Linked DNA regions of Homo sapiens: all the other regions are linked to region 4. A link is a loop called in an ENCODE intact Hi-C map of the cell type or tissue named here. Cell type or tissue: heart right ventricle. All regions are shown on one strand. Links, peaks and the distances in the headings refer to the core of each region. The heading gives the core; the rest is flanking DNA. Region 1 holds the start of INPPL1 (inositol polyphosphate phosphatase like 1). Region 2 holds the start of ANAPC15 (anaphase promoting complex subunit 15). Region 3 overlaps CLPB (ClpB family mitochondrial disaggregase). Region 4 overlaps CLPB (ClpB family mitochondrial disaggregase). Region 5 overlaps INPPL1 (inositol polyphosphate phosphatase like 1).

What was found. A loop is a pair of places that touch in the nucleus more often than their neighbours do. Peaks named below come from ENCODE experiments on the same cell type or tissue, not always from the same donor. Only the 100,000 strongest peaks of a DNase experiment are listed, where the experiment ranks them.
Region 1: it touches region 4 in a loop (4-fold over the local background); 25 of 110 quality-filtered maps call a loop at or near these places.
Region 2: a loop joins it to region 4, with 2.5 times the contacts of the local background. A loop is called at or near these places in 6 of 110 quality-filtered maps.
Region 3: a loop joins it to region 4, with 4 times the contacts of the local background. A loop is called at or near these places in 29 of 110 quality-filtered maps.
Region 5: it touches region 4 in a loop (4-fold over the local background); 16 of 110 quality-filtered maps call a loop at or near these places.

The regions. Positions count from the first base shown.
Region 1 is chr11:72,219,774-72,226,057 of GRCh38, reverse strand. FOLR2 (folate receptor beta) reads right to left here. Exons shown (of 5, transcript NM_000803.5): 3 at 5,000-5,188; 4 at 4,747-4,882; 5 at 4,108-4,588. The coding sequence ends at 4,296. INPPL1 (inositol polyphosphate phosphatase like 1) reads right to left here and starts at 1,291. Exons shown (of 28, transcript NM_001567.4): 1 at 892-1,291. The coding sequence starts at 1,073. RefSeq lists silencers at 806-1,015, 1,026-1,385, 1,936-2,335, 2,576-2,805. In heart right ventricle, for the core only: a CTCF peak has its summit at 2,762; DNase peaks (open chromatin) are centred at 1,307, 1,947, 2,107, 2,747 and 1 weaker place; H3K4me3 peaks cover 2,374 bases; H3K27ac peaks cover 2,880 bases.
Region 2 is chr11:72,111,377-72,115,376 of GRCh38, reverse strand. It overlaps ANAPC15 (anaphase promoting complex subunit 15), which reads left to right and starts at 2,682. Exons shown (of 6, transcript NM_014042.3): 1 at 2,682-2,727; 2 at 3,881-3,965. RefSeq lists enhancers at 1,799-2,336, 2,644-2,703, 2,804-2,863, 2,337-2,874, 3,034-3,203 and 1 more and a silencer at 2,456-2,673. In heart right ventricle, for the core only: a CTCF peak has its summit at 2,460; DNase peaks (open chromatin) are centred at 2,586 and 3,006; H3K4me3 peaks cover 2,043 bases; H3K27ac peaks cover 2,466 bases.
Region 3 is chr11:72,284,156-72,290,439 of GRCh38, reverse strand. CLPB (ClpB family mitochondrial disaggregase) reads left to right here. Exons shown (of 16, transcript NM_001258392.3): 16 at 1-4,945. Among named protein-coding and RNA genes, the nearest start is that of PHOX2A, 43 kb to the right of the region's middle. In heart right ventricle, for the core only: no CTCF peak of the experiment used is centred there; no DNase peak of the experiment used is centred there.
Region 4 is chr11:72,410,729-72,417,012 of GRCh38, reverse strand. All of the region lies in intron 2 of CLPB (ClpB family mitochondrial disaggregase), which reads left to right. Among named protein-coding and RNA genes, the nearest start is that of CLPB, 21 kb to the left of the region's middle. RefSeq lists enhancers at 2,738-2,847, 2,898-2,947, 4,899-4,988, 5,039-5,098, 5,169-5,248. In heart right ventricle, for the core only: a CTCF peak has its summit at 2,659 (motif pointing right); a DNase peak (open chromatin) is centred at 2,672; H3K27ac peaks cover 1,347 bases.
Region 5 is chr11:72,236,829-72,243,112 of GRCh38, reverse strand. It overlaps INPPL1 (inositol polyphosphate phosphatase like 1), which reads right to left. Exons shown (of 28, transcript NM_001567.4): 26 at 5,317-5,989; 27 at 4,938-5,071; 28 at 3,966-4,850. The coding sequence ends at 4,760. It overlaps PHOX2A (paired like homeobox 2A), which reads left to right. Exons shown (of 3, transcript NM_005169.4): 2 at 1,824-2,011; 3 at 2,915-4,036. The coding sequence ends at 3,364. Among named protein-coding and RNA genes, the nearest start is that of PHOX2A, 4.2 kb to the left of the region's middle. RefSeq lists a silencer at 3,065-3,234. In heart right ventricle, for the core only: CTCF peaks have their summits at 3,069, 4,566 and 4,780 (motif pointing right); DNase peaks (open chromatin) are centred at 3,043 and 3,376; H3K4me3 peaks cover 1,929 bases; H3K27ac peaks cover 1,332 bases; H3K27me3 peaks cover 1,771 bases.

The DNA of each region.
Region 1 (6,284 bases), core at 1,208-5,207, 190 kb after region 4:
AATAAAGATCTAAATAACTGATCTAAATAAAGCAGCCCCCACAGATTCCCACTCACTGGGCCCACAGAAGCCAACTCAATGTCAGACTGCAGGGCAGGAGGTACAAAGCCGCTAGAAGGCTGCAAAACCAAGAGTGCTAACTCACCCCAGCACCACTACCAACCACACTGGGCTGAAAGGCACAGCCACAGGACCTGGCCCACTCAGAGAAGCACCAAGTCTGGCTCTGCTCTCACTCAGCACTCATAGCTCAGGGCTAGGGCAGCCAGGTAACCAGGGCTCAAGCCCAGAGCCAGGGCTCAAACACTCACTCATTGGTTCAGAAATAATGGCAAGGTCCCATACAGCCTCAGCCTCTGCTTCCCCAAGCCTTCCTCTCTACACCACCCATCACCGCCCCCACCACCCATACACGGCCAGGCAGAACCCCAAAGCACCGAAAGGGGCCCTAAGGAAGCTGCCAGGCATCCCCACACACCCCGTCAGTCCCTCTGCCCCGACTCCCTCTCCTGCTCACCACTCAGTCCCTATCCAAACGGGACTGCACACAACGTGGAATGCACATCCTCTCCCCTGCTCCCTTCTACCTGGAGGATGCCTGAAGGGGTCTGCCGGGGAATGCCCGAATTTTTCGTCATCACAGTCACACTGGGCCACAGAACCCCATATTCTCTACCCTCAAGGCTCCTGAAAGTGCCCCCAGACACACAGCAGGAAGTGCCCCTGCGTCCCTCCTCAGACCCAGGAGAAAGCCAAGGCTCCCACTCTGGGGGGTGGAGGCGGGTCTGGCGTCCCACCGCCCCAGAAACCCTCACCCGGGCCCTTTCCACACCCGGCCGTGCCCGCGCTCCCGGTCCACGCCAGCCCGCAAGGAGCCCCCGCCCCACTCACAGGACGCAGAGCGCGAAGGCCCCCGCCACGCTCTCGCTGTCTCGGACCAGGAAGCTGCCATCGCGGCCCGCCCGGGCCAGCAGCTCCTCCGCGGCCGCCCGGCTCAGGTCGCGGTGGTACCAGGAGGGGGCCTGGCTGCCCAGGGCGCCCCCCGGGCCCGGCGCCCCGCAGGCCGAGGCCATGGCCCGCGCAGGGCTCAGCACCGCCCGCCCCCGCCGCCCCGCGCCATCCGCCCCGAGACGCTCAGGGCTGAGGCTGGGGCCGGGCCCGGGGCCCGGGCTTGAGGATCCGTGGGCCGGACAGAGCCGGGGATCGGGACTCAGCACTCCGCCGCGCAGGCCGCCTCGTTCACCGCGCAGCCGCCGCTGCCTGCAGCGCCGGCCTCAACTTGAAGAGAAAGAAAAGTTTGTTCAGAGGCGGCGGGGGAGGGGCAGGAGCGGAGCGCAGGGCCGGCTGCCGCCCCCTCCCCCTCCGCTCGGCCCGCAGCCCGGGCCGCCCCTGCCCCCAGCTCCTCCTGCGGGGACGGTGCCCCCACCTTCCCGAAGGGCCCGGGACCTCCCAGACCCCACAATGATCCTGCCCCCATCATTCACCCGAGGAGATCCAGTCCCCAAATCCCCATCGAAATCCGAGTCCCCCCATCCTGGCCCCGACACTTCGGGATCCAGGCACCCCCTGGAGAATTCAGCGCTTCTCAGTTCTCCCAATGATATGACCCCTAAGCCCCATAAAGGTCTGATTCCACTCCATGGCTCTTCCTCTCGTCCCCCTTACAGCTTGGCTGCATCGAGTTCCCCAAACCTGCGAAGGATCCAGGACCACCCCCTACCCATCCTCTTCCCTCCACCCAAGCGGGCGGGGCCCCCAACTCCTGCGAAATGCAGCCCCCTCTTAGATCTGAACCCCCAACTCCACGGGAACCGTCCCCCGGCAAAGCCTGCGGGGAGATTCCCTGGCTAACCAGGCTTCTGAAGATTCTTACTCTGGCGGGGGGCCCAGACGAGGTGCGACGTTCTCGAGCCTCTCACGCAGCCCCTCCCAGCCCCGCAGAGCCCTTCCCCCTCTCGGCCAAGTTCCCCAGCACCACCCCCCACACCCGCAGGCCGGGCCTTGAGGGGGTTCAGCAGTCCGAAGCCAGGAGGATCCCTGGCCCGTCTAGTAGAAAGTTCCCTCCCGGGATCCCGGCCGCCGCACGCAGACCCCCACCTCCCGGGCTGCTCCGGCGCCCCCTTCCCCGGACAGCGGCCCTGGGCTCCAGGCGGCCACTTAAGATGGCCATCCGCGCGCGCCCCCGCCCTCCGCGCCGCCCGCCCCGCCCCGCGCCGCCCCGGGGAGCCGGGGGCAGCACCGCGCCTCGCCTCACCCCGCCCCGCGCCTCGGTCCCGGAGCCGCTGGCCCACTGGGTGACCTCGGGCAAGTCGCGGCGCGGGGTTGAGCGTCGGCTTCCCGCTCTGGAAAATGGGGATCCTGTGGCGAGGGCCGGCTCTGGGGGCCGAGCTCGTACCGCGCTCGGCACCGGGCCTGGCGCCCAGCCCGCGCTCCCGAACGGCGGCTATTTTTATTATTAATTAAGGAGAAACGAAGGTGACAGCTGTGTAAACTGTAAAGCGCGGCTGCGGAACGAACGGGTATTATTAGCACTCGCCCCCGCCCCAGCGGCTCCCTCCGAGTCAGCAAACTCGCGCCTCCGCGGGCCGGACGCCCAGCGGGGAGCTCCCAGACGGGGTCCGCTGCAACGCCCCCCTAGCTTCCTCCCCTCCAGCCGAGGGCGGAAGGGGGACGCGGCAGCCGCAAAGGGGGCGGAGCCCATAAAAGGGTCTGGCCCGCCCCCTCCCAAAAAAAGACCTAGCCGGTGGCGGCGTCTCCGGGGAGTCGTCTTCCTGCCCCGCCCCTCCGCCCCCTGGCTCCTTAAAGGCGCAGGCCTCCAGCCGGGCGCCCGCCGCCACCATCTCCTGGGCCGCCGTGGGAGAATCCCTTTAACCTGGGAGAGAACTTTCACTTTGCTACGTTGAACCTGTTGACGGAGCCCGGGTCAGTCCCTCGAGCTCCTTCCTCTATTTCAAATATGCATTGACTTAACCCAGCTGGAGCAGAGCCTGGGACGTGGAAGGGGCTCTGTGGGGCCTTCCACACTAGATAAATATAATAACTAAGAGATCCACCCACCCACCCAACAGTGCCTCCAGAACCCAATAACTCATCCTACAATCTGTGCCACCGTTCTCATCAGCCACCTTTTAGTATAAGAAAAGATGAGCCTGATGTGAGGGGAATCCTTGGTAGTGGGGGAGAGACCTGGACTGGGAGTCTGCACACCTGGGTTCTAGTCCTAGCTGGGCCACCTACCTGCAGGGTGTTCTCAGAGACTTACCTGGGCCTCTCTGGGGACAGTTGTAGTAGGAGTGTGCAAACAAAGACTTATCCAAAGGGAAAGGGGTGTTGGGAGACCCAGAGATAACTTAGGCCCAGCTCCCGAGGGCTTTGCAAAGACAGAGCAACCCCCTCAAGATAGGCATATCTGCCAATCCCAGGAGGAGACAAAGGTGCCAGAGGCTCCTGACCCCGGGAAGCCCTTAAGGGTTTCTAACTCTTCCAGCCACACCTCCAGGACACCAAAGCGCTGAACCAGTTCCAGGCTCTTGAGTATTCCACTCCAGAAACCCCCTACACTGCCCTCTCCAATTGGCTCTGTTTTTCCTCTGAGAGTCCCAGGCCCCAACTCTGCTCCTTCAATGTGCATCACGTTTTTTTCATCCCACTGTGAATTTTTTTCATCCCACTGGCAATCTGAATCCTTTCCTGGACTCCCATTCCCAGCTTTCCTGTTACAGAGCCGAGCACAGAGCCAGGCACAAGGGCTGGAGGACCAGGAGGCTGTTTGGAGACCAAGACAAATAAGCTCAGGACCTGGCTCCCACTTGGGGCAACAGGAACAACAGGATCCCTGAAGACTATTAATGTGCAGACACTGGGCTCACGGGCTTTCTAGGCAACAGCTCCTGTATATTTCACAAGCCTGAGGGCAGGACTATTATCCTCTTTTTATCCAGAAGGAAACAAAGGTTTAGAGCAGTGAAGCAACTGTTTCATTTTCACAAAGTAGCAGAGCTGGGATTCAAACACAGGTCTAGTTGCTCTAATTTGAAGGAATCCAGAAGCCGTAGAATCTGTCTCCCACCCACCCACAAACTCACAACCAAAACAATTCCACAGACATGGAATTATTAGAAAACAGTCTGTTTATTAGAAGTGACTCTTGGCCCCACCATGGAGCAGCAACAGACTGGGTGACAGAGGGTTAGGTGACTAATAGAAGCATGCTTAAGGGGCTGTCATTTGTGGGAGCTGAGCTGAGCCCAGCCTGGTTATCCAAGCTGAGGGCAGGTAGTCTGGGAGGACTGAACTCAGCCAAGGAGCCAGAGTTGCAGCATCAGGGCCAGACTGAGCAGGAGACCCCCAGTCCCATGAAGCATCTCACCAGCATTCACATGCATGGCTGCAGCATAGAACCTCGCCACTTCCTCGTTGGGGTTGCCCTGGGCTGAATCAAACCACATCTGGATGCAGCGGCCGCTCCCTCGGCTGTAGTTGCTGACCTTGTATGAGTGACTCCAGAGGCCTTCACAAAGGGCAGCTGGAGTGGGGAAGTAGGACTCAAAGGTGCGGCAGAGAGCCCCAGCTGGGCACTTGTTAACTCCTGCAGGGAGAGGCATGGTGGACACAGACTTTCAGCCCCTGGGCCCAAAGCTCATTTCTGGCCACCCCCAGAAATCTTCACCCCACCCCAAATCCTTGAAGATTTTCCAAACCCTACCTCAATCTCCTTTTTCCTAACCCCAACTCAATCACCCTCACCTGAGGTCCAGTCCCATCCTCTGTGCCAGTTGCTCTTGCACGTGTGGGAGGTGTGACAATCCTCCCACCAGCGCTGACAGTCCTCTTTGCATAAGGGCACATCCAGGAAGCGTTCTTTGCGCCAGCTCTGATTCACCTGGGTGGGAGGTGGGGAGGCAGGGCTCCTCTCAGCCAGGGATGCTGGCAGCCATCGCCTTGAAGTGACTGAGGGGGATGGCAGTCTGCTGGGGTGGGTGGGGGGGAGACACCCTACCTGCTGGATCCAGGGCCCCAGGTTGGGTGAGCACTCATAGAGACAGGTGTCCTGGATGAAGTGGCGCTTGCAGGCGGGCTCCATCTTGCCGCAGTGGTCCCAGTTAAAGTTGTACAGGCGGGAGGTGTCCTTGTGCAGCTCCTGGCTGGTGCTGGCTGTGCAGCAGGCATTCTTCTTCCAGGGACTGCACTGGGTGGGGAAGACACAGGACTAAGTGCCTCCCCATACCCTCCTCCTCCTGCCACCTCGTGTCTCTCCCCCATTTGGTTCTTACTCCTCTGCCCTAGGCAGGTTGTCCTGAGAACACTCAGGTTCCCAGATGATGGTCCCTCTCTCCTAGGCCTCCAGGAACCCCTTTCTTGGAGGAAACACAATTACAACCGTGTGATCAGGGGACTGTGGGAGCCCAGGGGAAACCCTGTCTTGGGAATAATAGTTATCATTTATGAGGTATGTAACACTTCATAAAAAGTCCTTTCACTTACTCATTTAAAAATTATTGAGCACCTACTTTATGCCAGTCACGGTTATAGATGCTGGGAATACAGAAGAGAACAAAACAGACAGAAATATGTATTCATGGAATTTTCATTCTGGTCAGAGGAGACAGACAGTAAGAAACTTAAAAAATATATATATATGGTATGTCAGGATATGATAAATGATATGGGAAAAGTTAAATGATATGAGCAGGAAATGGTAATGTGGAATTGCTGAAATTTTAAATAGGTTAGGAAATGCCACATTGGTGACATTTTGAGCAAAGGAAGAGAGGGAGCGAGCCATGGAGTAATGGAGTTTGAATATATTTATTCTTCTTGGCATGTAGTAAGATCTGTGTCCCCAGTGGCTAGGCCAGTGCCAGACACATAGTAGGCCCATGAAAATATTTGCTGGAAAAAGTAAGCAAAAGCCAGGCTGGGCGTGGTGGCTCGTAGCTGTAACCCCAGCACTTTGGGAGGCCGAGGCAGGTCTACCACCTGAGGTCAGGAGTTTGAGACCACCCTGGCCAACATGGTGAAACCTCGTCTCTGGTAAAAATACAAAAAAATTAGCCAGGCATGGTGGCGGGTGCCCCAGCTACTTGGGAGGCTGAGGCAGGAGAATCACCAGAACCCCGGAGGCGGAGGTTGCCGTGAGCTGAGATCACACCATTGCACTCCAGCCTGGGCAACAGAGTGAGACTCCTTCTCAAAAAAAAAAAAAAAAGTAAGCAAAAGCCCTACTTTTTAAATGTATCTCTATCTTACATATAGGCACATCATGTTTTCACAAGATTTTAATC
Region 2 (4,000 bases), core at 1-4,000, 300 kb after region 4:
GAATTATTTCTGCTTCCCCTCTGTCCCCAGGGCCTAGAAAGGTGTCTGGCACTCAGTTGGTACTCAATAAATGTCACCAGCTAACCAGTCATCATTACTTACTGAGCCTGGCTGATGACCCTGAAAAGAAACTCTGTTACTAGGGAATTTCCAGCAGGCGGAATTATCAGGAAGGACGGGGCAAATGGTACCTGAGGTAAGAATCCTGTAAGAAAAAGATGCCGGAGGAGAAACTGATGGAGACACAGGTCACAGAAGGAAGATGAGGAATCCAGGAGAAGGTCATGCTGGGCCCTGGGGACATAGTAACCATTCAGTCCCTGCCCTCAAGGAGCTCATGGTCTGTTGGGGAAATAAACAAAAGCACAATTTTGTACAGAATGAGGCTGCAGTAAACCATTTTCTCCTACCACCCTTTCTTTACATGGCTTCCAAGATACCATCAACTCACCCAGCTTTCTACTTATCTTTTTGGCCTTCCTTCTCCATCTGGTTTGCTGCTTTTCCTAGTTTCCTCAAATTCTGAATATTGGAGGAAACTATTTTCCAACTACATTCACTCCCTTGGTGATCTCATCCAGTCTCATGACTTTAAACACCATCTACATGCCAATGACTCCCAAATGATCTATCCAGCCCAGATCTCTGCCCTGACCTGCAGACTCATATGCCTTCCTGCCGCCCCAACATCTCTACTCTAATGGGCATCTCAGACTCAACACACTCAAACCTAAGCTCCCTGTCAAAAAAAAACCAAACCCCTCATCACCTCCCCATTCCTTCCCAACTCAAAAAAGTGGCAACACCAATCTTCTAGTCGTTCAGCCCAAAAATCGTGGCTCCTTTCTTATTCTGGCATTGTCCATCTGTTAGCAAACCTTGTAGTCTCTACCATCTAAATAAATTCAGAATTCAACCACTTCTCATCCACTACCTCTAGATTATCATAATAGGCTCCCAAATGGTCTCCCTGCTTCTGCCATTGTCTCCCCTACCCCAGTCTATTTGGAGAACAGCCAGAGTAACTCAGTTAAACTGTAAATCAGATTGTGTGGACCCTGTGCTCACAACCCTCCACTGGCTCCCCAACTCCTCATCTCCTACCTATTACTCTCCCTAGAGGACACTATGCCCAAGCCATTCTAGGCCCTCTGCACTTGTATTCTCTCTCTCTGAAATGCTCTTCCACAAATATCAGAAGGCTCTCTGCTCCTTCAGACCTTTACTCAAAAGTCACCTTCCCAGTGACTTTGGCCCCCCAGTCTGAAATAAAACACCTCCCCTGCAAATATTTTATTCCCACTTCTCAGATTTATTTTTTCTCTTATTTACTGCAATCTTACAACTACATATTTTATTTATCTATCTTCTTTATTGTTTACCTCTCTCAGAATGAAGGCTGCATGAAAAGAGGGACTTTTTTGGTCTGTTTTGTTTACTATTGTATACCCACTACTAAGAATAGTGATGGACATATACTAAGGCACTCAGTAGGTATTTGTTGAATGAATGAAAAAGGTAGTCATTTCCAAGAGGCAAAGTTTACTCTTTAATGAAAAACTATAACAAACAGTGCTATTTGGCAATATAATCACATTCAATATGCACAGTACACGACCTCTTGAACAATTCTTATCCAATCTTCACATCAGCCCAGGATAGAAGGAAGGCTGGGCAGAGATTATGATGCTGGTTGACAAAGAAGCTGAGTCCAGAGAGAGGAAAAGGAATTGCCAAAACTCACACATCTGGCCAGGACAGTACTGGAAATGCGGATAACTGCTGTCCCTGAAAGAGGCTGGTAAGTGATGGAGTTTAATAGGAATTGGGTTTGAAGGACCTCTGTTGCCAGAAAGCATGAGTATCTCTAAAGGCGAAGCTGAGTCAGAGGTTACTAGAACAGAGGCATCAGCAAAGGATGGGAGAGGTGACGAGGGCGATCTCTAAGTGTACTTGGCCCAGGCCTGAGGAGGGCAGCTGATTCCCCCAGCAACAGAATGCTGTGCCTGAGGCTAACTAGTCATTCAAGTCTGTACATAATCTCCAATGTCAAAACTCAACAAGCAACCTTAAGAGAGACCACTAAGTCTACTGCATGTCTGCAGGGTTTGGCTTCCCTGGACTGTGAGGTCTTCCAGGGAAGCGACCATATTCCTAGATTTATCCCCAGTTTCTAGCAAGGCCTGGAATATAGTAATATTGTAACTCTAATATTTTTGTTCAGAGCAAAAATAAAAAAGAATGAATATGCTCAAACGGGAAACTGTAGCTGAGAGAGCACAGATAGGAGGGGCCTAACATCAACCAGCAATTCTGAAGTAGTAACAGATTAGTTTTCTGGGATGCAGCAGGACGAATGGCCCTCGCACTAAAAGGTTGCTGTCAGCTCTTCTTCAGAAGGGGTTAACAAGCAAATGGTGACTGGCAACAAAAGGGCAGGGGTTAAACGGGGCAGTGGTTAAACGAGACCGTAGTGCTGGCGCCAGGATGGAGACGCCGACTGGCTGAGACTCAAGGCGGGGCAGATAGGTAGGCGCGGCACACTTCCTTCCCTAACAATGTGACTAAGGTAGGTCAACGTCACATCCGGTTTAGTGGGCGGGAGCGGGGAAAACAAAAGGAGACGAAGGACGCATGCGTTTGGTGAGTCCCGGATTCTGGTGGGTTCTTCCGCTCAGGCTGGGTGAAGCGCTTCCGGGTCGCCGCCGGCAGCAGCCTCCCGGCGCGGTAAGTACAGACGCAAGGCTGCAACCGTCTCCTTGCCCCTTCATTCCTTTTTCCCCCAGAGAAACCCATTTCCTTTGACCCGACTCCCCAGGAGCTCCATATTGAGAGTCCTTAACCCTTAAAGAGCTCCAGCTCATTGGCCGCTTCCTCGAGACTAAGCCCCACCCCGTCACACAAGGTCCGTCATTCATTGGTGTCACTTCCTGTCACCCAGCATTTCTTTCAGTTAATTGGTCCTACCCAGGCCCCGCTTTTTTCGCGTTTAGCAACCCTATAAGGCCAAATTTCTGTCTGAGACCCGCCCTGCTTTCTTTCTGTTGGTCAACTGCATGGTCATTATCGTAATGAGCAAAGAAAGGGCGGTGGCTTTGCGACGGTGGGTTGGGCTTTCGGAGCCGAGATCGCTGGTCTGTCAGTACTTCTTGGACATGAGGGTGTTTACCGTCGTGCCTAATTACGCGGGTTGGGAATCTGAGATACAGGGAAGGGCAGCGGCTGGCCCTGGGTCGGTCAGATAAATTAAGACAAAAGCAGGACCAGGCATCGATTATTTTCTCCTGCTCATCCCTTTCACGGAGGAATTCTAAGCCCCGACACACTGTATGACCTAAAGCCAGTCTCTGCCTGTCGCTGGGCCTCAGTTCGCCTGTCCTAAGTTTAATTCAGATTATCTGGCACTCCTGGTCGGCTCCCTCAGCCGCTCAAAGCTGATTGTACCCTTATAATGTTAGTTCATCCATTCAATCTTCCATCTACTTATTTATCCACTTATTCATGCCTCCTAGAATGTCTTACTGAACCCTGCTTGCATATGCTACAATCCCTCCACCCCGACATTTGGCTGTGATTCATGAGAGGTCGTTAGTGTCCTAAATTTCTGACACTGGGTGGGTGTGGTATGGGCCATCATAAAGGGTCAAAAAGCAGGTTTTAGTGTGTGGAGGAGGTAGGGATAGTTTCAGTAGAACCCTGCTACCTCTAATTTTGTATAATTTCATAATGCCAGTCTGCATTCTGGATTCCTATCCCTACACTTGACTCCCATTCTCATCCCTCCTTGAACAGCCTGCAAACAGCTTTGTTGATCCATTATTTACTTAATTATCAGAATAACTTTGACAGTGGTATAATTGTTATTATCCCCATTTTACAGATGAAGACACTGAGGCTCAGAGAGGTTAAGTGACTCAGCCAAGGTCAAACAGCTAGTAAGTGGTGGAGCCAGGACTCAAAGCCAGGTCTGTCTGATTCCTAGGGGGAGGGGCTGCTTTCC
Region 3 (6,284 bases), core at 912-4,911, 130 kb after region 4:
CATTATTTTACCTGTATTTATTAATTGGTATTCTACTATAAGGAAGAGCTGTCCCTTTTCCCCATTTATTTATTTGATAATTTATATCAGTATGAATGAGTGGATATCTGTTTTATTCTACAGGCTACAATCTAATGCTAACAGTTTATTTGGTTGCTCAAATTGGCTCAGATTTGGCCAGTGAGAACTCATTGAAGTTGGCACTGTGTTGTTTCGACATTGCCCCTGTCACTTTTTAAGCATTTTCTGGCACCACAAGATGTTTCAGGCTTCCTCACATTTTCCCTATCTCAGCCCTGGCATCAGTCATTCTCTAAGAAGCTCCCAGTTCCTTTTATTCCAGAAAAAAGGAACTTAGAAACCAAGTTGTTTCTTGATGCCACTGGAAACCAAGATCTGGACAGAATATATACTCCTGGCTAGAGTATCATTGGCGGAGTGTCATTGCTTGTAGGCCTGCTCAGCAGACAGAGCTAGAAAACATATATGTATATATGTTAAAACATGCAAATACAAGCACCTGAATTTATTATTCTATCCATCTGTATGTTATTAAAAACCGTGAGCCAGGTATGGTGGCTCGTGCCTGTATCCCAGGACTTTGGGAGGCCAAAGTGGGAGGATCACTTGAGCCCAGGAGTTCAAGACCAGCCTGCGCATCATAGCAAGACCTCATCCTCCAAACGTTTAAAAAATAAAAAATTAGCCAGGCATGGTGGTGCATTCCTGTAATCCTAGCTACGTAGGAGGCTGAGGCAGGAGGATCGCTTGAGTTCAGAAGGTTGAGGCTGTAGTGAACTGTGATTGTACCACTGCACTGCAGCCTGAGTGACAGAGCAAGACTCCGTTTCATATTTTTAAAAATAAATAAAAATCATGAGTTTAGATACGGTTTTAATTCAATACCATAGGGTTTGCGACTGCCATTTTTATAACCTTACTATTCTTTTTCTGCTTTTTCTCCTGCTATCTCTGTTTCTGCTCCTTTCTATTTGATGTTTAGACTTCCCATAGAGGCTCTAGTTAAGTCAGCTAGTAACCAGCCTGTGTGCAGTATTCCTACTAGATAGAGGTCTTATGCCCGGCTGTCAGTCCGTTGGTTCAGTTAACTGTGGCCAGGAATACTAGGCATATAACTTAAAATCAGATAACTTTTATACAAGAAAAGCCAATGGCCACCTTCCTGAGAATAGGATAAGGAGACAGGGGTAGAACCTTAGATTCTAAGGAACCTAATTAAGAATCACTTCTGGCCGGGCGTGGTGGCTCATGCCTGTAATCCCAACACTCTGGAGGCCATGTAGGGGCAGATCACGAGATCAAGAGATTGAGACCATCCTGACCAACATGGTGAAACCCCATCTCTACTAAAAATACAAAAATTAGCCAGGCGTGGTGGCGGGCGCCTGTAGTCTCAGCTACTCGGGAGGCTGAGGCAGGAGAATCGCTTGAACCCGGGAGGTGGAGGTTGCAGTGAGCCGAAATTGTGCCACTGCACTCCAGCCTGGTGACAGAGCCAGCCTCCGTCTCCAACAAAAACAAACAAAAAAAGAATTACTTCTTCCAGAGATTCTCTGCCAGAACTCCTAGGTGGTGTTGGACCCATATCTTTTACTTCCATAGCATCCCAGGCTCAGCTCACTTGTCCTACTTGTTCTGTGTCTTCATCACTAGAATGTAAGTTCTAAGAGGGCAGATGCCAAGCTGTTCAGCCATTCACAGAACCTGGCACAGTGCAGGCATATGACAGATGTTCCTTTATTATTATACTTGGGTGAGTGGATGGGACCTGCAGCAAGTGCAGATCTTCTCAGTGGGCTCTGGAACAGAAAAGTATTGTTTGTTTGCTCAGCATATTTTTATTTGTCCCATGTTGCTGTGGCCAGGATTTGAGCTCTGAGACAATGCAGCAAGGTGAGACCCAGATTTCTTTTGTTTTGTTTTGTTTTTTGAGACAGAGTCTTGCTCTGTCGCCCAGGCTGGAGTGCGGTGGTGCAATCTTGGCTCACTGCAACCTCCACCTCCAGTTCAAGCAGGTCTCATGCCTCAGCCTCCTCAGTAGCTGGGACTACAGGCATATGCCACCATACCCAGCTAATTTTTTTTGTATTTTTAGTAAAGACGGGGTTTCACCATGTTTGCCAGGCTAGTCTCAAACTCCTGGTCTCAAGTGATCCACCCACCTTGGCCTCCCAGAGTGCTGAGATTACAAGCGTCAACGACTGTACCCGGCCCCAAATTCCTTATTGAGGATCCTAGAATACATGAGACCAGACTTGGAAATGAAAGTGTAACATGTTTATTGTTCAAAAAGAAAAACTCAAAGGTGTGTAGTGATTTTAAAATTTAGGGAAATTCCTCAATATAGTGAAAGAAGAAAAACAAGAAAGAAATTTAGGAAAGAAACACACTTAAACCATAAAAAATAGAAAATGGACCAATAAAGATAAAAGCTAAACTTAACAAGGTAGGAAAAAGAAAAAGAATAAATTAAAAAATTCTTTGAAAGCACCAATAAAATAGATAAAACCTCCTGAGCCTGATAAAAGGGGAAAGGAGCCAAAAAAATTAACAAAATTAGGCATGAGAAATTAGACATAACCATATATATTGAGGAATTGAGAAGAAGAATAGAACTCTATGGCAACAAATTTGAAATCAGAGGAAATGGATAATTTCCCAGCAAACACTGATCCTAGAAATAGTTTGAATAGGCCAGTTGGTTACCCAAGAAGAAACTGGAAAGGTGGTTAAAATTTTATCCTTTTTGAGCACCATAAGATGGTGAAAAATAAATAAAATTTTATCCTTGTAAAAGATTGATGGCCAGGCATGGTGGTGGCCCACACCTGTAATCCTAGCACTTTGGAAGGCCAAGGCAGGCAGATCACTTGAGCCCCGGAGTCTGAGACCAGCCTGGGCAACATGGCAAGACCCCACCTCTACTAAAAATACCAAAATTAGCCAGGCATGATGGTGCTTGCCTGTAGTCAACAGCTACTTGGGAGGCTGAGGTGGGGAAGATGGTTTAAGCCCAGGAGGCAGAGGTTGCAGTGAGCCAAGACTGTGCTGCTGCACTCCAGCCTGGGTGACAGAGCGAGACCATGTCCCAAAAATAAAAAATTGTTTTTAATTAAACTTTTTAATTGAAAAATATATGGGAAATTGTACAAATCACAAGTATGCAGCTCAGTGAATGATTACAAAGTAAACACACTCCTATAGCCATCACTCAACCCCCAAAATAGATGAGTTTTAACTATTATTGTACTCAAACCTGATAAAGTGCCAGAAAGAATGCTATAGCCTAATCTCACCTATGGCCATAGATGCAAAAATCCCAAATAAAATCAAGTTGAATTGCACACTCTGATTACATAAGGTTTATTTTAGCAATGCAAGGCTCAGTGTCAGGAAATTTATTAATTTATTACATCAAGAACTTAAATGTTATTTAAATGTCTAGAGAGTGCTAGTGTTGTTAAATTTTCTCATTTTGATAATTATACTATGATTACAGAAGAGAACGTCCTTGTTTTCAGAAAATGTAAGTATTTAGAGGTTAAAGGTAAACCTCTAATTTGGTTTGCCAGTATTTCAGATAACTACACACACACACACACACACACACACACACACGGAATGATAAAGCAAAAAGTAAGGTGTTGGCAAGGCATGGTGGCTCACACCTGTAATTCCAACACTTTGGGAGGCCCAGGCAGGTGGATCACCTAGGTCTGGAGTTCGAGACCAGCCTGGACAACATGGTGAAACCCCTCTTTATTAAAGTACAAAAATTAGCCGGACATAGTGGCACATGCCGGTAATTCCAGCTATTTGGGAGGCTGAGGCACAGGAATCCCTTGAACCTGGAGGCAGAGGTTGTAGTGAGCCTACATCACACCACTGCACTCCAGCCTGGATGACAGAGTGAGACTGTCTCAAAAACAAACAAAAAAAAGATGTTAACATTTGGGAAATCTGAGGGAATGATGTACATGAATTCTTTGTATTGTTTTTGCAACTTTTAAGTATAAAGTTATTTCAGGCCAGGCATGGTAGTGCATGCCTGTATACCCAGCTACTCGAGGCTGAGGTGGAAGATTCCTTGAGTCTAGGAGTATGAGGTTACAGTGAGCTATGATCATGCCACTGCACTCCAGGCTGGGTGGCAGAGTGACACCCTATCTCTTAAAAAAAAAAAAAAAAAAAAAAACAGGTGCAGTATCTCACACCTGTAATCTCAACAGAACACTGAGGGGTCAAGGCAGGTGGACTGCTTGAGCCCAGGAGTTCAAGACCAGCCTGAGCAACATGGTGAAACCCCATCTCTGCAAAAAATTAGCTGGTTGTGGTGGCATCCACCTGTGGTCTCAGCTACTTGGGAGGCTGAGGTGGGAATATAACTGGAGCTCAGGAGGTGGAGGTTGCTGTGAGATGAGATCGTGCCACTGCACTCCAGCCTATCTCCAAAAAAAAAAAAAAGGCTATAGTAGAAGCCTATTAGCATGGATAAGTGTCTGAATAAAAGATAACTGTACAAAAATCAATTGTTTTTTCTGTATTCTAGCAATAATCAACTAGAAACAGTATCAAAAGAAAAACATTCCATTTACAATTGCAACAAATAGGTATATATATATTTGCTCTTCTACACATAACCTATTTCTGGAAGGGAGCAGAACTGGGCAATTCAGGGACAGCAATGGAAGGGGAACACTGCTATGTTATTTTAAATACTTTTTAGTAAGCTTTGAACCATATTAATGTATTACCTGTTCAAAATTATACTTAATAAATTTAACAAGAAAACCATATTGAAGGGCATAAAAATAAGACCTGACAAGTGAAAAAACATCAAGTTTTAGAAAGGATGATTTAATACTAAAATATACATTTCTTAATATATAACTTAATGTAAACCTAATAAATAATTTAATACAAATCTAATTGACAGCACTTTTAATTAAATAATGTTAAGGTCATACTGCACTACTATGTCCAGAGGCGATGCTACATGGAGCTACTGTTTTCTGGGTCTAGCCTCTCAGGAAATAGTCATTACTACTTTTGCAATCCCATCTTGACAGTATGCAAAAATTAGGGAAAATGTAAATTTATTATTAACACACACCCTAAATACAATTATGAGAGAAAGGAAAGAGAAGGGTTACTGTCTGTGGCTGGAGTATAGTAGCTGTGTATGAGTGTGGAGAAGAGAGGAAATTGGTGGAAAATGAAGCTAGAGAGGCAAGTTTCCTGATTTCAAAGTGCCCTGAATGCCATGCTAAGGGAATGAAATGACCAGATTTGTGTTTTAAAAGACCCTTTGTTTGCATTGTGTAGAATGATTTGGGATGACTTCTGACCAATATACAACAGAGAGTAATTTCAGGCAAACTCTCTTCCACCTCAAACAGAAATATTTAATATATGTAATAAGACAAGAAAGTTTAATACACAACTAGACTTGAAACCAAGAATGGGAAATCCCAGCCATGTACAGTGGCTCATGCCTGTAATCCCAGCACTTTGGGAGGCCAAGGCAGGCAGATCACCTGAGGTCAGGAGTTCAAGTCAGCCTGGCCAACATGGTGAAACCTTATCTCTACTAAAAATACAAAAATTAGCTGGGTGTGGTGGCATGTGCCTATAATCCCACCTACTGGGGAGACTGAGGCAGGAGAATTGCTTGAACCAGGAGGCAGAGGTTGCAGTGAGCTGAGATCACACCACTGCACTCCAGCCTGGGTGACAGAACGAGACTCCGCCTCAAAAAAAAAAAAAAAAATCTTAAAATGTTCAGACATGGAGAGAAGACTAAAAAACATAAAGCAAGAAAGGGCAGTAAGAAAAAATAGTAGGTATATTTGAAAAAGAGGCTTCATTCTGAGTGATTTTCTCAGATTAATTTTCGTCTTTTATGCATTTCTACAATTTTTTCTAGTGTTGTGGTCCTAATTGACTTAGATATTAGATACTAGGAGTAATAAGGACTCATATTCTTAAAGGAGGAAGATTTGGGTCATCCACTGGACAACAAACCATAGTGGTCTAAGGCAGTGACACAGGACAAGGGGAATATGGAATGGTCAGGGAGGGCAGTCACCAGTGTGACCCTCCAGAGTCATGATCAGTTGCAGAGATAAGGAATATAGCCTCAACCACAATCCTGAAACCATTAGCCCACCATCCTCTTAAGAGTCTTCAAGTCTAATACCATCCCTCACAGATTCGTTATAGTAATCCCAAGAAGTCTGACCCTAACCTCAGTGGTCATCTAC
Region 4 (6,284 bases), core at 1,019-5,018:
TGCCCAACCATTTTCCAGGGTGGCTTCACCATTTTACATTCCCAAAAGCAACGTGTGAGGGTTCTACCTTTTCCACATCCTCACCAACAATTGTTGTCATCAGTGTTGTCATCACTTACAGCAAACCTAGTGTGTGTGGAGTGGTATCTCATTGTGGTTTTGATTTGCATTTCCCTAATGGCTAATGATGTGAGCATCTTTTTATGTGCTTATTGGCCATTTCTGTATCTTCTTTGGCATTTATTCATTCTTTTTTCTTTTTTTTTTTTTTTTTTTTGAGACGGAGTCTTGCTCTGTCATCCAGGCTGGAATGCAGTGGCGCGATCTTGGCTCAATCCAACCTCTGCCTCCCGGGTTCAAGCGATTCTTCTGCCTCAGCCTCCCAAGTAGCTGGGATTACAGGCACGTGCCACCATGCCTGGCTAATTTTTGTATTTTTGGTAGAGACGGGGTTTCACTATGTTGGCCAGGCTTGTCTCGAACTCCTGACCTCAGGTGATCTGCCTGCCTCAGCCTCCCAAAGTGCTGAGATTACAGGTGTGAGCCACCGCACCCAGCCATTCTTTGGCATTTATTCATTCTTAAGGCCTGTTATGAGCAATTTCTTATTAGGCATTGAGGGGGAGAAAAATGTATCATGATGACCTTTGTCTTTCAAGGAACTTGCGGTCTGGTAAGAGAATTGTAGTTAGTACAGGTGAAAAGTTAGGGCTTCACAGGCAAGGTGGCCTTTAGTTTGGGTCTGGAGATAGGTCGTATTTGTATACAAGGAGCTTTGCAGAAAGACTTTCTGGGCAGTTGGAGTAATGTAAGTAAAGACAATTTGTAATTAGTAGTAGAAAACAGTTTTATCTTCTGATGAGCTCTGAAGCAATAGTGTGAAAGCACCTGGCATAGCACTTGGCACATGATGGGCTGTCATTATGTGTTAGCTCCCTTTGCAACTCCCCTCACTTGGTCCCAGCTCTGTCTTCTAGGACTACATGGCTTCCTTTTCCTGTTCCAGATTTTTAACTCTTAGGAGACAGAGCTCCAAGCTATATGAGCCTTGGTTCCCTAAACTGTGGTTTCAAGTCTCCTCCTCATCCTAGTCATTTTAAAATGAAACAGCTAGAAAGTTTTGGTGCCCTCTCTGAATTCCAGTGTGGCATGACCATTATTGTGAGGAGCAGGGCAACCATCCCCTTTGTTAAAGATTTTATACTTCTATTAATATGGCCCGACCTTGCATTGGCTTTCTTGGCAGCTGCGTTACACTCCTAGGTTCTGTTAAGCTTGTAATCGGCCCAGCCTTCTGAGATCCATGACTTCTTCTGTCCTGTAACCCTTTGATTGGATTTGTTTGCAGAGCTTGTTTTAACCTAAAGGTAAGGACACTTTAAGGCTTTGTATTTGCTTGTGAATTTGTAATATTTGAAATGTGAATATGTACTATGTGAAAGTAGTGGTGGTGGTATGGAGACTACCAGAAAGAAGAAAGGATAGGCTTGGAATGTTCTCAGCATGCGACTAGAAGGAACTAGAACTTCCAAGAGAGAAGGTTCTAGGAAGCTTCAGGACTAAACAGAAAGTATCTTCACCCCTCAAGTAAACTCCTTTCCACTTGAGGCTTTTCCTTATTTTCTGTCAGCTGATTGGTCCCATCAGACAACTATGGTGTGCTGACGCATGCTAAATCTGGGAAAGAAGGGAAGAATTGGGCATATGAGCCCTGGAAGGCAGTGTGGCTCCATAGAGCTTGGGCTTCATCCCCGGCTGCTACTTATTGGCCTTGTAATCTTTCTTTTTCTTTTTTTTTGAGACGGAGTCTCACTCTGTCGCCAGGCTGGAGTGCAGTGGTGCGATCTTGGCTTACTGCAACCCACGCCTCCCGGGTTCAAGTGATTCTCCTGCCTCAGCCTCCTGAGTAGCTGGGATTACAGGTGCCTGCCACCATGCCTGGCTAATTTTTGTATTTTTAGTAGAGATAGGGTTTCACCATGTTGGTCAGGCTGGTCTTCAACCTCTGACCTTGTGATCCACCCACCTCGGCCTCTCAAAGTACTGGGATTACAGGCGTGAACCACCGTTCCCAGCCTGGCCTTGTAATCTTAATCAGTCATTTACCCTCTGTAAGACTTGGGCTTCTTTCAGAGGATCAAATGAGATCATAAATGTCAAGTATCTGTTGCGTAGTAGGCAGCTCAAGAAATGTGAGCTCTTTTGAACTCCATCATTCAAGAGCTTTGCAAGGCGGTGAGTTGTGCTCCCTGAGCCTGTGTAAACATCTCTGAGCACCTGTGATACTTAGTGCACTTATTTGTGCGCTTGTTTCATTTTCCCTCCTCCAGCTCAGAATAAGAGCTCCTTGTAGGCAAGATTCATGTCTGATTGACTTCGGTGTCTGTCAATGCCCAACACAGAGGCTAGCTTGGAGATGTTACTTCAGTTTTGTTGAGTGAGTGAAGGCCACACCTTTGCCCGAGGAGGCCAGGTTTTATGGTTGGCTTTTCATTGTCTCTTCTTTACTGGAAATTTTGTGAGATTCCTGAACTTCACAGAAGGTGGCTCAAGTACCAACACTGTTTCACTGTTTGAGAAATTTGAACCACTTTTGTGTCTCACTGCTGTAGTGTGACAGGTTTCCTGGCAGCCAGCCAGGAGGCCTGCTGTGGGGCCAGTAGGTGGCGCCTATGACCCTTTCCCACACCTCAGGTCCTGCACAGGCCTTTCCTTCTCACCACCACAGCTGCTGACTCTCTGGGAAATGCATATATTAATAGCTCTGGGCAGGGGTACCCAGATGAAGGTGCTTTGGGCCACTCCCTCCTGTTTATGGCCTTGTATTGTTGGACTTCCGTGTTTTATTCAGTCTCAGCCTTGGCACACACTGCCTGGGGAAGCAAAGATGTTTGCTATAGAGGATCCCAGAAGGTCACTCTGGGAATCTGTGCTTCTGGCCCATCCTTTCTGGCACACTCTGCCTCTAGGAAGTCATCCCTGTGGCTCTCTTGCTCTGACCTGTACTCTCATGGCACCTTCCTCTAGGGTCCTTGCTTGTATTTTAGCTGTTTGCCCAGTGTGTAGCTGTCCAGTGAATGCTTTGAAGGCAAGGATACCACAGAATTCATCACAGTACCCTGAGTGCCCTGCTCAGAGTCCTGTAATAACCAGTCCTCAGGAAGAGTTTATGGAACGAATGGATGCATAATAAGTAGTACCTCAAAAATTGTTATCCACATTGAAGGGTATTCTACAAACAAACTAGCCTTACTCTGCAAAAAATGTCAATATCATGAAAATCAAAGAAAGGTTGAAGAACTATCCTAGATGAAATTGAAACATATGCAGTGTTTGGTCCTGATATTGATCCTGGCTTTCATCTGGATCACAGGGGGAGATTGCTATAATGAATATTGGGATAATTGAAGAAATTTGAATGTGGGCTGTATATCAGATAAAAATAGTATATCAATGTTAAATGTTCTGAATTTTATCATCATTAGTTAGTGGTTCTGTAAGAGAATGCTCTGGTACTAGGTACGAGATGCATGTACCAATGTATCTGGTATATGCTCGATGAAGTATTTGGAGGTAAAGGGGCATAGTATCTGAAATTAGTTCTCACATGGTCCAGCAAAAAAAAATAGAAAAGGAATAGAAAAGCAAATGAAACAAAATGTAAACAGGATATGAGTGAAGGCTATTTATTTATTTGTTTTTTTGTCTTTGTTTTTTTTTTTCGAGACGGATTTTCGCTTTGGTTGCCCAGGCTGGAGTGCAATAGCACGATCTCGGCTCACTGCAGCCTCCGCCTCCAGGGTTCAAGCGATTCTCCTGCCTCAGCCTCCCGAGTAGCTGGGATTACAGGCATGTGCCACCATGCCCGGCTAATTTTGTATTTTTTAGTAGAGACGGGGTTTCTCCATGTTGGTCAGGCTGGTCTCGAACTCCCGACCTCAGGTGACTCGCCTGCCTTGGCCTCCCAAAGTGCTGGGATTACAGGCCTGAGCCACCGCACCTGGCATGAAGGCTGTTTGAAGGGGTGTGTGTGTGTGTGTGTGATTTTTGTAACTGTTCTATAAGTTTGAAATTATTTCAAAATAAAAAGTTAAAAAATAATCTGAGCACTTTAATGTGGGCCAAGTTTCTGTAAGAGAGATGGGACAAAGAATGATCACCCAGTGTTGCACTTTATTCAGTTGATCCAGCAAGTATTCACTGAGGTTGTGATTCAGCTCCTCCACTGTGTGCCTCAACAAACAGAACAAGTGTAATAATAGCAACTAAGATTTGGAAAATGTAAGTGCCCTCACAAACATTATTTCCTTTGGTCATCTCAGCACCCATGTTAGGTAGGGCTGACAGGCTGATAGGGTAAGATGACTGAGGTTCAGAGAGGGTAGTGTGATCTGCCCACAGTCACACAGCCTGGAAGAGACAGACAGAGGCAGGCTCATATATAGATCAGTCTTTTCCAAAGGGGACGCTTTCTGAGCCTCCCTATCTGTGTGTGTAAAAGGAAGATTTGGACTGATTAATCTCTGCAGATCATTCTTTAAGTTCAGAAATTTTAAAGTTTTCTGTGATAGGAAATAGCCAGCTATGAAACATGCAGACACATTCCACAGTACACTTGGCATTTGTGGTAGGTACTGCATACCTGCCAGCCTCTCCCCTCCCTCACTGCTCTCACTCCCTTGGAGTTCTCCAGGCATGACAGAATGCTCAGTGGGCCATCTCACTGGGAGTGAGAGCATCTGGAGAGCTTCCTCACGGAAGGGTCCCCAGCTAGGCCTTGGAGAAGGGTGCTCAGTTCAAGTAGCAAATGCAGAAGTTGCTGGAGAGGCCTTGTCTATGGAGTTGAAGCACCAAGACCCTGCCTGAAGTCTGCTGTCCCAGGCTGGGGGGTCTATGAGCAGCCTTTGCTCCCTTGCCCTGCCCCTCCCAGCCCTGGCTGGCAGGCTAGATAAGGCACAGATGGAGGCTGCCTGGGGATTCTGGCCCCAGGCACCTTGCCTCTGCTCAGACAGCAGGGCCTGGTGCTGTTATTACTGTAAACAGGGCCTTCTGTGAGGCTCCAGCCAGGGCCCTGTTGCCCAGATAGCAATCATGATTGGGTCTGCATGGCTCAGTGCTTCCAGGCCTCTGATGCAGGTGGGATAGGGCTCCCTACCCTTCAGCCCCTCCCCAGCTGCAGCTGAGGGCTGGTTCATGTGAAGGATCCGGAAATCAGTTGGAACAATGCGTCATTGAAGTTCAGTGGCCGCTTTGTATTGATTGGTCCTAAAGAAAGAGGAAGAAAAATCAAGTGGTACCTCCCTCCCCTGAGTGGAAGAGCTAGTTAGCCAGAATAACTCAAAGCTGCCCCTGTGTCCCTTTCTGGGACTCTTTCCCTCCCTCCCACAAACAGAGCCTGGGGAGTTGTCTTTTCGTTGGAAGTCTTGCTGAGTGCAGCGTCTGCTAGGAATCTACTCAATTTTCATTTTGATGCTACACATATTTAGAATTATAACATTATAGAGCTGGTAGGGACTTCAGAAATAATTTCATTCATTTCCTTCTTTTACTGCAGATAAAAGTAAGGACCACAAAGACATTTATTGTGGTCACATAGCTAGTAAGTGATAGAGCCATGACTGGAATTTGTGACCTGTAGCCCCTAGGCCTGTATCCACAAATGTCCTCAGCCCTGAGACTGAGAAGCTGCACTCACACCCTCCTACATATACATAGAAGCCTAAGTTCTTCGAAAAAGACAAGCTTACAGTTATAAAACAGGTAACTTCCAGCACCAGACAGAAGTATTGGTGAGAAGTTAATGTAGGTAAGTGCTGTAGACATTCATTCATTCAGACCCCGAGCTTTGTGGTGTGCCAACTGCCATGGCAGGCACCTGGAGCAAAGAGATGAAGGCAAGTCCTTGTTTCTAGAAGGACATGCTTGCCTACTGGGGAAGTTAGACCTGTGGACTGTATGATAACTACATTGATACAGGTTAGCACAGGGGATTGTGGTGGCAACAAGGTCATCTTAGGGAAGGCTTCTTAAAGTATAGGACTTTTTTTTTTCCTAAGAAAGTTTTATTTTAAAAAAGAGTAATAGTATGGTCATTGTTATAAAAACAGCACAACTTCAAACAATACAGAGGTACTCACAGCAGAAAGAGAAAGCTTGACTGCTTCATTGCCCCTTCCCCAATCAGTGGTAATAGCTGTTACCTCTTTGGTCTTTAGCCTGCTGGACTCTCCAGGATCACTGATGGATGGGAGCAGGATATGTTTTTCCCGACTGATTTGTCCTTC
Region 5 (6,284 bases), core at 907-4,906, 170 kb after region 4:
CCAAGTCCCTGTCCAAACCCTCAACCTCACTGAGCTTCTCAGTCATCTCAGCCCTCTGATTAGAGTCCCAGCCTGCCCTATGTAATCTTATCGCCTTCCCTCCTGGGAAGACTGCCGGGGACCCAAGTAGAAGACTGGGGCCTAAGGGCCAGGCGCGGTGGCTCATGCCTGTAATCCCAGCACTTTGGGAGGCCAAGGCGGGTGGATCACTTGAGGTCAAGAGTTCAAGACCAGCCTAACCAACATGGTGAAACCCCATCTCCATTAAAAATACAAAAAAAAAAAAAAATTAGCTGGGCATGGTGGCCCACGCCTGTAATCCCAGCTACTTGGGAGTCTGAGGCAGGAGAATCGCTTGAACCTGGGAGGCAGAGGTTGCAGTGAGCTGAGACTGTGCCATTGCATTCCAGCCTGGGTGACAGAATGAGACTCGGTCTCAAAAAAAAAAGAAGAAGAAGAAGAAGAAGACTGGGCCCTAGGCTGGGGTTTGGGGAAGAGATACGAGAAATGAGAACCTGGATTTGGAGAAATGAGGCCCAGGGTGGGGAGATTGGGTACCCTGAGCCAGATGAGGGTAGGGATTGGGAAGAGGGGAGACAGCCTCCAGAGATACAGGGTTTTGAGACCAGAGAGATGGGGATAAGGTACAGAGAGATGGGAGCAGAGATGGAAGCACTGGAAATCCTAGGAGAAATGGGGACTCAGGGTTGGGGAGATAGAGATAAGTATCAGGCGATGGGGACCAAAGAAGATTAGAAATAGAGATGACGAAGATAAGAATACAAATGGGGTGCTGGAGACAAGAATCAGGGGAGATGGAGGCCTGGATGGGACAAAGATGAGATTGGAGACCCCTGGTGAATATGAAGACTTAAACCAGGGTTACAGACAGGGAAGGGAAGTACTGTCAGAAACACTACCTATGGGGCAGTGGAGACTGGGATGGGTATAGGAAGAGAGTTGGGGGGCAGTGTTGGCTTTGGAGGAGATGGGACATGGAGAAGGTGCCTGGGGAGGAAGAAGGAGGGCAAAGAGAAGATGGAGGAAGTCTTCTCAATGGGCGCAAAGAGAAGATGGAGGAAGTCTTCTCAATGGGCACAAAGAGAAGAGTGGCTGAGAAATGGAAAGTTGAAGAGAGATTCAAATGGAGGAAGATTAGGAAGAGGAGAGGGGGACATCTAGGGGAGAATGGGGGTCAGGGGAGTGGGGCAGAATTGAAGAAATGAGGCTTGGGAAGGGGAGAGGTGGATGGGTGGAGGGAGCCAAATCTGTATACAGCTGAGAGCCGGTGGGAAGGCTGGTGGTAGGGCTGAAAGGAGGGCCGGTGGGAGGGTCTCTGTTGCAGAGCCTTGGCCCAGAACTGGTTAGTGGGAAGACTGGCAATGCTGATGAGACCTGACAGACATCCAGGGCCAGGGTAGACAGAGGGGACAGACGGGCTGAGAGACAGACAGGAGGGAAGGGTCGGAGGCACGGTTGAATGGGGGTGCAGGGGGAGATGGAGGGAACAGGGCTTGGGAGGAGGGCGACGACGGGGGTGGGGTGGGGGAGGGAGTGTCTTGGCTGGAGTATTGGATTATGCTTTCCCCTTGGCCGCTCTTGGGGCTCAGGTCTCCCTGATCTCCCTCCGCCTTTATCCCGCCGGCTCCATTGAGTAATAGGGAGGACGCTCGGCCCCAGGCTGCCGGGACCAAGACGAGGGATCAGGCCAGGGACGGGGGAGGCGTGTGATTCCCCCGGAGCTGGACACAACGGGTTGAACTCTGCTTCTCACTCCCCCATCCTTTTTGCCCCCCCCCCGGCCCCCCTGCACACACCCGCAGTGCCCTACAAGTTCTTCCCAGAGCCATCCGGCCTGCACGAGAAGCGCAAGCAGCGGCGCATCCGCACCACGTTCACCAGCGCGCAGCTCAAGGAGCTGGAGCGCGTTTTCGCTGAGACCCACTACCCCGACATTTACACGCGTGAGGAGCTGGCGCTCAAGATCGACCTCACTGAGGCTCGCGTGCAGGTGCGTGTATGCACGTGTGTGTACGAGAGTGCGCATGGAAGGAGGTGTGGGAGCTTAATGTCTAACACCTGGGGGTAGGGGAATACAGGCAGATGCAGCCCGAAGGCAGGGCGCGGTCCCAGGGTGCTTGGGCAGCTACGGGAGGCAGCAGGGCCCGGACTTGGAGGCCCTTGGGAGACCCGATCTGTTTAGCTCCAGGCTACCTCCGCTCTGTCTCCCTCTTAGGGCAGAAAGTTCCGAGTGATGCTTGAGAAGCCAGGAGGGAGGCCGAGGGGCTAGAGGGGGAGACCCAGGGGACCTCAGGGCCGAGCTGAGGAGGAGAGGGGGCAGGCCAGTCAGCACCCCTGGGGTTCCCTACCCCGGCGCTGCAGCTTTGAAAACCCGGAGCCCGGGAGGCTGAGTTTGTGGCAGGCACAGGGCCGAAGAGAGCCGGGCTAGAGCAGACTGTTGTCTATTTGTACAACTCCGTGTACAGATGTTCAGTTGGCCCGCCTTGACTGGATGCCCTAGACAAAAGGTTTACTGGCGCCCTAAACTGCTCTCCACGGCCCTGGAACACTCCAGGAGGGAAGTCCCAGAGCTTCCTAAAAGAAGGAATTGGGGGAAGAACTTAGAGTGAGGAGAACGAAGGCAGGGTCCCCTCCGGGAGACCAAGAGTGCTGGGAGGCAGCAGAGTCAGCGGGTGAGTGGATCCCAAGGGCAAGAACCCAGGGATCTGGAGGCAGGGGCCAGTGGAGCGCGGAGTGCAGCGGGCTGCGTGCGGAGGGCCGAAGGCCCCTCCAACTAGTAAGAACCCGGGCCCGGTTCTTTCCGAACCAGGATCTCACTCGAGCCTTGCGGCCGCGGGCTGACCCCGTGCGTTCTCCGACCCTCGTCCAGGCTGACTGGCCCCTGTGCCCGCAGGTCTGGTTCCAGAACCGCCGGGCCAAGTTCCGCAAACAGGAGCGCGCGGCCAGCGCCAAGGGCGCGGCGGGCGCGGCGGGCGCCAAAAAGGGCGAGGCGCGCTGCTCCTCCGAGGACGACGATTCCAAGGAGTCCACGTGCAGCCCCACGCCCGATAGCACCGCCTCGCTGCCGCCGCCGCCTGCGCCCGGCCTGGCCAGCCCGCGCCTGAGCCCCAGCCCGCTGCCCGTCGCACTGGGCTCCGGGCCGGGACCTGGGCCGGGGCCACAGCCGCTCAAGGGCGCACTGTGGGCCGGTGTGGCGGGCGGTGGGGGCGGCGGGCCTGGCGCGGGAGCGGCCGAACTACTTAAGGCTTGGCAGCCGGCGGAGTCCGGCCCCGGGCCCTTCTCCGGGGTTCTGTCCTCCTTTCACCGGAAGCCCGGCCCCGCCCTGAAGACCAATCTCTTCTAGCTGCCGGCCTCTGGAGGCTCCGAGCCTGCCCCCAGAGACGTCCCTGCCCCTCCAGGACCTGACAGCCCCTCCCATCCTGGCCACCCGCCTGGAAGTCCCCATCCGTCTCCACTCCCTACTGTCTCACCCCTCGGTGTGTCCTCCCCAACTTTGGAGACCAAGTCAGGGCCACTCTCGTCCTCACCCACCCTCTACCAGCAGAGCGGAGTTCTTTATACCGGGACCTCCTCCAGGAGAACCCCGGAGCTCCTTCTAGCTTGGCCTTCTTTGGATGCGGTATCACATGAGGCCTGTCCCTAACAGTGCCCTCAAAGTGAAGGTCCTCAAGGAGGATCGGCACAGCCCCCTTCCCTGGCTCTGCAGCGGCTGGGTCACCCCTTACGCTGGTGATCAGGAAAGCCCGCTGCCCCACCCCTCGGGCCCACCCGTACAGAGGCTGGTGGTCGCCGGGATAATTAATGACCACCGCCAATTCATCCCTCACGTGTCTCCTCTCTTCCCTAGCCCGTCTGGCACAGAGGGTGGACCTGTTAGAGGAGTGGAGGGGCTGCCTGGGGAATGGGACAGAGGGATTCTCTTTCCCTAATTTTTTTGGTTGTCCTTTTTCTTTGAAAAACTTGTAATTTATTGAAGTTTTACTCAATCCAAATAAAACTTAATTTATTGAAGACATCACGCCGCAACCCTTACGACTGCCCAGGAGGCTGCTTGCAAGACCCTGTCCCGGGCTGAGACCTGCGAGGAACCTCCCTCCCCCACCCTGCCGCCGTGCATCCCCAGAGCAGGGCAGCACAGACCAGGAGACAGTGAGAACTAAGCAAACTGGCACTTTATGGCTGAGATCCTGCCCCACCCCAACCAACCCCAATAATATTAAGGTGCTCTCCCTCCCCAGACCCACACAGAACAGTTTAAATAAACCCCAGCCCGGTCCTCGGGCTATTCCTTCATTTCCGGACGGACACCCGCCCCCACCCCCAGCGGGGGTGGGGAGGTCTTAGCGGAGCTCCTCCGCTGTGGTTCAGGCCCGGTGGAAGGCCGCAGAAACTGGTGAAAGTGGGGGCCCAGACGTACCCAAATGGACCCCCACAGGCACCCCTGGGGCTGGGAGGCGGGGTCCAGTAAAACAGGACAGCACCAGAGTAACCAGGGTCCTCGGTAACCATGGCAACTGACCTTCCGTCCTGAGCCTAAAAGGCGAGGGGCAGGATGCCCTAATTAGGGCATTGCAAATGATTGGGCAGCGGGGAATGCAGATCCCCAATAAATAGGCACCCCAATAAATAGGCAGAGAGATACTGCCCTGACCCTCATAACTTTTCAACCCTGGGGCCATAGCTGGGCCTTGGTAGCAGGGAGGGGCTCTGAGTTCACAGCTTCGTGGTGCCTCCGCTATCACTTGCTGAGCTGCAGGGTGTCCAGAAGGAGGCGCTTGTGAGCCGGGTCCTGCACCCCAGCCTCCTCCAAGTCCTCCTCGGTGATGTCACTGTGGAGTAAAACAGGCTGGGAAGTGAGATGGGCAAGGGGATCCTGAGGGCCCCAGCTCCGCCCCCGGGGCCAGCCCCTCCCCCACCTGAGAAACTCCAGGTCGTCCCAGCCATTATGCACCAGGCCCTCCTCATAGCGCTCCAAGCCGATGGCCCGCAGCCAGGCACTCATGCCTGCCTCGCCCAGCCCGCTGGCCCGCCCGCCCTGCAGGCACGGAGCCTAAGGAAACAGGGCATGTCAGGGGGAGCTGAGTGCCCCCCATAGAAACACCTGCAGTCACATTCTGCTGCATGCTCTGGGGAAAAGGAAGGGAAGGGCTGGGCTGATACATGTGTCTCCCAACTTCCCAGTGATCAGTTCAGGGTAGCAGGGACACCATGAGTGCTGAATGGTGGAGTGAAAGGGTACCAGTCTGTGGGCAAGCACACTCAGGCACACACAGACAGCCACCCTGCTCCACACACCTCCTCTGCCAGGTCTTCCTGGATGCTCTCCCGGATGCGGGGTGGAGGGAAGCTGAGGGGCCGGCCATAGTCCGAGGGCAGTCCCCGGGGGGGCTGCAGCTCCAGGGGGCCTGGGAGGAGCGCTGAGCGTGCAGGCCCAGCAGGGGCATAGTCCACCTCGCTCAGCGTCTTGGCCATCTGCAGCACCGAGCAGGACCGGTCATCCCCACTGGCCACTTCCCCCAGGAAAGTGCTGGCTGGTGAGGGGCCTGGGGGCAGTGGAGGCCTTGGATGGGCCTTGGGAGGTGGTGGGCCACGGGCCTCAGCCCCACCACGGCCCCGGACCACTGGCCCTGGTAAAGGATCCAGGCTGGGGGGCAGGAAGATGGCTGAGTCCGGCAGTGGTGGAGGTGGAAAGTCTGGAGGGGGCAGTGTGCCTCCAGACTCCTCATCTGAAGAACTCCCCTCTCCCACACGAGGGTGCCGGTGGTGCCCAAGCTGTGGAGCAGGCACTGTAATGGCCACTTTGTTCTTGGTGGCAGATGGGACAGGGGCCCTGGCAGGCGAGGGTGGCTCCGGGGGCAGCAGCTGGTGCGGGACCCCTTCAAGGACGTAGTAGGCAGGGTTATTGAAGCTGTTCTTGGGTGGGGGGGCCGCCACCCCTTCTGGTTCAGGAGCTCCCTCTGGCTTCAACCTGGGTGTGGAAGCAGAACGACTAAGCCAGGATCCAGGAACCCAGGTCTAAGGCAGTGGAAGCAGTGGAAGGAGAACTAGACGGGAGTCAGAAAGTCCCCTGGTCCTAGACTTTCTCATGACCTTGAGCACATCACCTGCCCTTAGTTTCTTCATCTCTAAAGGTCAGAGGGAGGATAACCCTTTGAATGGATAACCCTACAATCCCTTGCCTCACTTGCTAAGATACTTAGATCTTTCATGACTTTATCTGTAGCTGTGAAACCCAAGCTAAATGGGTCAGAATAGAGGTGCCA